Regions from separate parts of the Mus musculus genome. Here regions 2 and 3 are each linked to region 1. A link is a loop called in an ENCODE intact Hi-C map of the cell type or tissue named here. Cell type or tissue: heart. All regions are shown on one strand. Region 1 holds the start of Aloxe3 (arachidonate lipoxygenase 3). Region 2 overlaps Gm32483 (a long non-coding RNA gene). Region 3 overlaps Rpl26 (ribosomal protein L26).

Region 1 (2,500 bases):
ATGCAGGTGCGAGAAACAGAGAGGGAGACTAACGAAATTTGAGCTCCCCAGCAGTGCAAAGCTCGGGCTGCTTCTTGCGTAAGCTACCAAGCTCAGACTTGCTCGGTTCCCAGATTTGATCTCACTAAATAAACTTGTTTTGTTGTAAATCTCTGTGTCTTTGGGACCATTTGTTTCGCTTCTTTACAATGTCGTTTAGCGCCTCGGTGAGTCCTCATTTCGGGTTTGAAATATACAGCAACAAAAGAAATTCGGGTCAGTTCGTGGCTGTGAGCGTTGAGAAGACTTCCTTCTACTCTCTTAGGAAGACGACGGGAAATAGCAGCTTCCATGCGGGTAGCGTGGCCGAGCGGTCTAAGGCGCTGGATTTAGGCTCCAGTCTCTTCGGAGGCGTGGGTTCGAATCCCACCGCTGCCAGGCCAGAGTTTTTCTCCTGAAGGCCTCTTTAGTTTTATGAGAACAAGCCACTGCTTGGCTATGAACTTTGGCTTGTCAACAAAACCCAAGATTGCTTCCATATTCATAGACAAGACGTGACAAACATTGTTGAAATAAGTATTCTTATACACTAATTCAGCGCAGATCTTGGTGTATATAAGTGTAATTTAAAAAATTATACTAGAATATCTGTAACAGACATACTAAGCATGAAAAATTACAAACAAATATATTTATTATGTTGATGTACTAGCAAAATGCTAAGGTTCCACCGAGATTTGAACTCGGATCGCTGGATTCAGAGTCCAGAGTGCTAACCATTACACCATGGAACCCCCTCTTCTGTAGTGCTCTCAGAAATTATATACATTATTCTATATCCCATTTTGCATATCACTCCATTTATTCAAACAAACCAAAACAAACACATGAAGCCAACTACTAAAATGTGATTATTGAGTACCTGAAATATGAGTGCTTTCTTCTAAACATGAAAATTAAGGAAGATAATTTAAAAATTCGTTAAAATGCGGATTTTAAAACACCAATTAGGGTTAAAATAAGATTTTCAAATATTGTAGTAAATGAAGTATATTATTAATATTAATAATATTAACTTCCCCATTTTCTTTTTACTCTCTTTGATGTATTCCTCGTTTGTATAGCTAGTACTTTAACGTAATGCTGTTCCCTCTTCTGATTGTTCGGAACTTACGTTCAATTTACATTTCCTTTTAAAAAGAATGCAATTACTTTGTTATTATAGAGCTATTGTCAAACAAGACAGCCTAACAATAGTGTTTGTAAGTGCAGATTCCCACAAAAAGCTAAGCGCCCGAACAGGGACTTGAACCCTGGACCCTCAGATTAAAAGTCTGATGCTCTACCGACTGAGCTATCCGGGCTCTTAGCAAAGCTCTCCACTTTTGCCTAAATGAATTTATTATGATACCTACGTATTCTTGTGTGTATTTAAAGGATGAAGTTCGTTTTTGTCCGAGACTCTGACTTACTGAAACCTAGTCGCTAACGCCTCGGCTTTTATTAGAAGTTAAGGAGGGCAGGAGCGCCACTCAAGCAGGAATCTAGAGGTGCCTAGACCAGCCACGCGGGGCCGCTGCGGGCCACAGGTTTCCCCGGTAGAGTCTATTTTTTTTCTTCCCTGGTCCTTGTGACCTATATCTTGGACACCTAGGGCATACAGGGTGCCTCCCACGGTTCAGCAGGCTGGCTGAGGGAGGACCTGGAGCGTAAAGAATGTCACATGAGGGCCTCCAGATGCTGTCGGGCAGGCTTCCACTCACTTGGCAGGCAGGTCCTATCTCAAAGGAGTGATTGAGGTCGGGAATAACAAAAACTGGAGACAGAGAGAAGACTAGACTTTAGGAGGAGATGGGTGGGTCGGTGGCAGGAAGGAGAACATGATGGCCTTGTCACGTGCTAAGATGTGTGTTATTCACTTGATTGTTGATGAGGTCACCTGGCATTTATGAATTGGTGCAGCTTTCCGATGCACGGTGTGATTCACGTGGGTGATTCACATGTAGGAATTCTGGTGTTCTGGTGCCCATTTCTGGTTTGGAAATAGGAGGAAAAGGCTCTAGGTGGAATCTGGGGAATGGGTGAACATGGGCTTCAGGACATTAGTCAAGCCACTGATCAGACACAAAGTAGTGTCCCAACACGCGTCACCTCCTCCCTGTCTTCCACTTGCCACTTGGTCCCTCCTTCCTTATTCCCTCCCTCACCAATGGGCCCAGGCTTCTGATATCCATCTGGATGAGCCAGCCAGAGGGACAGGCTGTGTCAGAGGCATGCAAACAAGTATTAGGGTGCAAGTCGGTGGGTGGGGATAGTACTCCCGAGCTACCAGCGGAGCTGCCGTGAGAGATCGAGAAAGAGAGAGAGCGCGCGCGAGCCCAGGAACGTCCTAGAGCTGGATCCTTCCTCAGGCCCACCCTTCCCCAGCCCCCAGCCTCCTGCCCAGGAGCTGACTCTCTCTTACCTGTAGCGTACCTTCTCTAGGCTAGCTACTGGTTTGGGGTTATTGGGTCCAGTCATG
Region 2 (2,500 bases), 250 kb after region 1:
CCACCCCCACTACACTTTAGTTGGTTAAGCATTGGTTTCTGTCTGTCTGTCTTTCTTTTTAACTGTGGAATTATCTTGCCTATGCACCCATATTATTTGGTTCTGTCCTCTCTCGATTTCACTGCCAGTCTGGATGGGTACCCCCTCTTTCTATGTGTGGGCTCCTCTGTAAGTGCACTCAACCCCTCCGTGACACTTTTGCTGACACCTTTGACCCCAAGGGCCTCATCATTTCTAAGTGACGGACATCTCTGTCCTCTGTTCACTTTCTCCCTTCCCGTCTGTGAATACGGATGGCTCTTCTTGAGTGTGCCTGGCTCCCCCTCTTCCTGGCCCGAGGATGCGAACGTGCATCATCCTGACACTAAGAGTGTCTCCACTTGTGTGCGCGCCACATTGCACAGCATGTGGCAACAGTCTCTTGTGTCCTCTCCTGTGCCAGGCACCTCTGCCTGCCGGCCACACGTGTCACAGTCTGCAGGTGTAGGTGGCTGATGGTGGTCGGTCGCCTCCCTGTGCAGGCCTGTAATCCTTGTCTCTAACAGAGCACCTGTTAATCTGCCCAGCTCCCTCTCCCACACTTTCCATCTCCCCCCACACCGCCCCCAGCCTGTCTGCATCTGCTCCCGCTTTTCCTGTGACCTCTTGATGTGTCTTCTCACCTCGCTCCTGCCTGCCTCTCTACCTGCTTGCTTCTGTTATGATGCCTGCCTGCCTGTCTGCTCCTCCCTCACTGGCTGGCAGCTTTTTTCTCTCTCTGGTTGTCTGTCTGCTTCTCTGGCTGTTTGCCCACCACTCTCTCTCCCTAGCCATCTGTCTCCCCGCCTGCCTGTCTCTGTCACTTTTATAGCCTGAACCTCTTGGTTTGTCTACCTTCCAGGACTTGCCACAGTTTCCCATCATGGTTGGCCTCTCATCTTGACCCTGTACTTGTTTCCGTTCCGCGTGTCTCCGCTGACTTCCTTGGCTTTCTTTGACTTCTTTTAGCTGTGTCCTCTCACTGCCTGTCTTGTCTGCTGCTCTCCGGCTGTTCAGTTTGTATCTTTTTACTCTACTTATCAGCTGTTTCTCCTAGGGCTTCCAAGGGTCGTGCTGACAACGCACCAATGGGCTTAGTTCCTCTCCCCAGGCCCTTCAGCGGGTCCCTCGCCTTGATGCCTTGACATCTCAGCTGCAGTTGTACTGTACCCCTTACCACGCCTCCTTTTTAATCTCTCTTCCTTGCTGCCTTCACAGGCAGTCTGCCTGCCTCTGTCTTTTTGCTAGTTTCCTAGTATCTATTTTCCTGGCTTTTTGCTGTCTGCTTAGCAGGTTCTGGCTGTCCACATCTCTGCTTGCTTTTCTTTCTTCTTGTTTGTTTTAGGTACTTTTCCCCCCAGTCAACTTTCGAATAGATATAAACATGCTATGAAATTCTCAAAGTATGAAACCTAAAGCTAGTGTGACACAGCTAACTAATTAGGAGCATTGGTGTCCTTCCAGAGGACCCAGGTTTGATTACCAGTACTGATGTGGTAGCTGACAACCATCTGTAACTCCAGTTCCAAGGATACAACGCCCTCTTCTGGTGTCTGTGGGTATTGCATGAATGATATAACACTGAGGCAAAATACCCATACACATAAAAAATAAAGGGGCTGAAGAGATGGGTCAGCAGTCAACTGCACTGTTGTTCTGGGGTTTGATTACCAGCACCCACCTACCTTTCTGTAATGCCAGTTATAGAGAAGTTAACACCCTGAACCACCCAGCGCAGCAGGCACACACAGAGTGCACAGACATACACGCAGCAAAACTCTCATGCACATAAAATAAGTGCTTTTAAACATAAGACTTTTAATGAAGAATAAAAGTCTCCTACATCACCTTCTCTCCCAGGCCAGGAATGCTTAAGAGCCAGTCATCATCCCATTTGTTAGATGCCACTACAGGGAGGTCCACACATCTGAACCCCCACCACTCTGTGCACACAGCCACTCCCATCCCTTCTCAGTGGGTGTGGTTCTTATCTCCTCTCTCCCAGGTTCACCCATACCCTGTCACACATCAGGACTTCCTGACTTCTCCAGGCTTTGCTACCTCTCCCCGTTTACCGTTCCGATCCAACCTTGTAGGTCTCACAGAGCTGGGTACCATCCTTTTAATTGACTGCTTGCTCTTTGCTTGCTTTCACTGCCGCAGAAATGCTCAGGAAGGGCTTATCCTCCCCTAAGTCAACCTGGTAGGTGACCTGGATGACTGCACACACTCCTTGGTCTCTTCCCTAAAACCTGTGTCACAGAAAGACATGGCTACACTGGGAGGAGTGAACTGCCACACCGACGCAGGTCGACGTCACAAGTGCAGTGACGTGCAAGCTGTGCGTCCCTGCATGGGAAGCAGGTAGACGCCTTGCTCTGCTTTTCTCGTATACATTTACAATTTCTGTCTTTTCCTTTTGTAGGGAAACAAAGTCTAGCCGCGTAGCCCGGGTTCCTCGGCTTCCCCAGTGCATACCATG
Region 3 (2,500 bases), 220 kb before region 1:
TGATTGGATTGTTTAATGTGCACAGCAACCACTTAAGGGGGTTCTCAGACTTAAATTAGTGCTAAAAATGTAATTTTCAAACTGCAGAAAACCCAAAAGACCGACAGACAACATCAGTATTAAAATTGTACCATGATTTCTTTCCCTTCCCCACCACATAGTACATGTCATGGTTGCTTCTGTGTGTGTGGAACCCATGTAGATCAAAGATGTGGGTCTGTTGGCCCTCTCTCCAGCCCAGCACATGACCTTAGTGAGCTCTGAGTTTTTGTTTTTCTGGTACTCAGAGGTCTGCCTGTCTCAGCCTCCTGGGTGCTGAAATTAAAGTCCTGTGCCACAATGCACGCCCCATGTAAGGTGTCTTTTAATGTACATGAGTACACTGTTGCTCTCTTCAGATACTACCAGAAGAGAGCATCTGATCCAATCACAGATGGTTGTGAGCCACCGTGTGGTCACTGGGAGTTGAACTCAGGACCTTTAACAGAAAGAACATTTTCTGTATGTAACATTGTAGTGGTTTTTGGGTTTGGTTTTTGCTTTCCACCACTAGCTCAGTTTTCAAGGAAAATGCAGTGGTCAGTTCTTGGTCTCTGGTCCTTAGTGCAGCAAGTGATAAGATTAGACTAGCTGGATAAACTCTGAGCTTCTGCTCCAAAGCTGCATCATCATTTGTATTTTAGAAAGAGACATTTAGGTATCTACTACCCTGGGTTCAGGGAATGGAAAGTGGGACCTGTAATTGGGCCTACGTTGTTGCTTAAAGCTTAGGGCTGCTTCTTTTTGTGCAGGTCGTTATCACCAGGCTAAAGCTGGACAAGGACCGCAAGAAGATCCTGGAGAGGAAAGCCAAGTCCCGACAAGTAGGAAAGGAGAAGGGCAAATACAAGGAAGAAACGATCGAGAAGATGCAGGAGTAGAGACATCTCGTGCACGGCTTTCATTAAAGACTGCTTAAGTAGTCCTGTCTTGTGTGGTGTTTTCCAAGTACCTTGTTTTCTGTGGCTTACTCTGCTTCTGTGTCAGTCTTTGGGGTCTGGAAAGGACAGCCACCCTCAGATGGTCTGATAGCACTATGACAAGTTATGTGGAATCAGGAGCTATGATGAATTTAAACCTTGGAATGGCCCTTATTTATAGGAATAGCCAGTTGAAAATATTCCTAATCGACTGGTACCTGGAAAGGACCCTTAAGAGTCAGTTCTCCCACCTTGTGAGTCTTACAGGTTGTTTGGTCTTGGAGGCTGGTACCATCTCATAGGGCCTAAAATATTGGGAGAACCCTGACATTTATTTGTACCTGTGTGTGTGCATCTGTATATCAAATCCCTGCAGTGTCTACAGAAGCCAGAAGAGGGCACCAGATCCCCTTGAATTAAATTGTTGGGTCCCCAGACTTGAGCTTAGTTCCTCTGAAGGAGCAGCTGGCCAGCTCTCCAACTCTGGAAAAACATGTGTTGTCTCACCGGAGAAAACCTGGCTGCTGAGATTTCAATACAGTGAGAATTTTATTACTGGTGATAAGATTTTATTTCCCTGTGCTAATGTTGGATCAGTGCTATAACTGAGTTGCAGGCAGCAGTGGGCACATCAGAAATTCCAGCTGAGGTAGAAGCAGAAGTATTGAGGCTAGCCTGGGTCATATTAGCAAGATAATTTCCTAAAAGGACTGACAGAACCATGTCTGGAGTATCCTGCAGTTGGCAGCTGTTGCCGGGTTGGAGGGTTTAGGTATCTAACAGTAACCAGAGGAACCGTGCACTGTAGCACTTGGCTGATGTTTCAGCAAAGCCTGGCAGGGTCTCCAAGTAAGATGGTTGCCTCAGCAGATCCCCAAGGCCTCATACCCTGGGGCAGCACAGTGAGCACAGGTGGAATAGAAAGGCTGGAGTACGAGGCCATGCCTAATTATTACTATTTTTTTTTTTTTTGCTCATTTGAGATAGGGTCTCACTGTGTAGGCCAGACTGGCCACAAACTGGGATCCTCCATGCCTGGCTACATTGCCTTTTTTTTTTTTTTTTTTTTTTAAAATAAGAAAATGTCACCTTTAAGGGAGGCAGAGGCAGGTGGATTTCTGAGTTTGAGGCCAGCCTAGTCTATAGAGTGAGTTCCAGGGCTATACACAAACCCTGGCTTGAAAAAACAAAAGAAAAAACTCCCAACAGCTTTCCCCTAGTAAGTCAGGAAAGGAGTTGTCAAGTGTAGGCATGGCTGCACTGCTACACTGCCATGTTCTTGTAGGCTGTGCCTTTTGACCATGACTTGAAGACCTTAAGCACTTTGTCCTCCATAGCTGTGAGGAGGGATCCAGGTGAAGAAAGAGAGCAACCAGCCAGTGACGCGGGTTCAGTGAAGGAGAGGTGGAAGCTGGACTTGCTTAGCGCATGGGGGATGTGGCTGATCTGAAAGCCCTGTGGTATGACATTCCAGGTCAGAAAAAGCCAAAGCCAAAACCAGGAGAGAGCATGGCTTGAGAACTAGTTCTCTTATCAGTAAA

The links. Hi-C counts contacts between places; a loop is a spot of excess contacts. Peaks named below come from ENCODE experiments on the same cell type or tissue, not always from the same donor. Only the 100,000 strongest peaks of a DNase experiment are listed, where the experiment ranks them.
Region 2: a loop joins it to region 1, with 2.9 times the contacts of the local background. A loop is called at or near these places in 2 of 42 quality-filtered maps.
Region 3: it touches region 1 in a loop (3-fold over the local background); 5 of 42 quality-filtered maps call a loop at or near these places.

Annotation. Positions count from the first base shown.
Region 1 is chr11:69,123,906-69,126,405 of GRCm38, forward strand. It overlaps Aloxe3 (arachidonate lipoxygenase 3), which reads left to right and starts at 2,472. Exons shown (of 15, transcript NM_011786.2): 1 at 2,472-2,500. The coding sequence starts at 2,498. It overlaps n-TLtag3 (a tRNA gene), which reads left to right and starts at 336; the gene lies at 336-417. n-TQctg6 (a tRNA gene) reads right to left here and starts at 773; the gene lies at 702-773. It overlaps n-TKctt27 (a tRNA gene), which reads right to left and starts at 1,343; the gene lies at 1,271-1,343. It also overlaps a transcript of Hes7 not described here. In heart, a CTCF peak has its summit at 1,538; DNase peaks (open chromatin) are centred at 16, 346, 1,516 and 2,156; H3K4me3 peaks cover 2,419 bases; H3K27ac peaks cover 1,225 bases.
Region 2 is chr11:69,371,412-69,373,911 of GRCm38, forward strand. It overlaps Gm32483 (a long non-coding RNA gene), which reads left to right. Exons shown (of 2, transcript XR_003949707.1): 2 at 1-2,500. Among named protein-coding and RNA genes, the nearest start is that of Chd3, 3.2 kb to the left of the region's middle. In heart, a CTCF peak has its summit at 1,563 (motif pointing left); no DNase peak of the experiment used is centred here; H3K4me3 peaks cover 1,378 bases; H3K27ac peaks cover 2,168 bases.
Region 3 is chr11:68,903,574-68,906,073 of GRCm38, forward strand. It overlaps Rpl26 (ribosomal protein L26), which reads left to right. Exons shown (of 4, transcript NM_009080.2): 4 at 792-961. The coding sequence ends at 920. Among named protein-coding and RNA genes, the nearest start is that of Gm22608, 3.2 kb to the right of the region's middle. In heart, a CTCF peak has its summit at 1,344 (motif pointing right); a DNase peak (open chromatin) is centred at 1,358.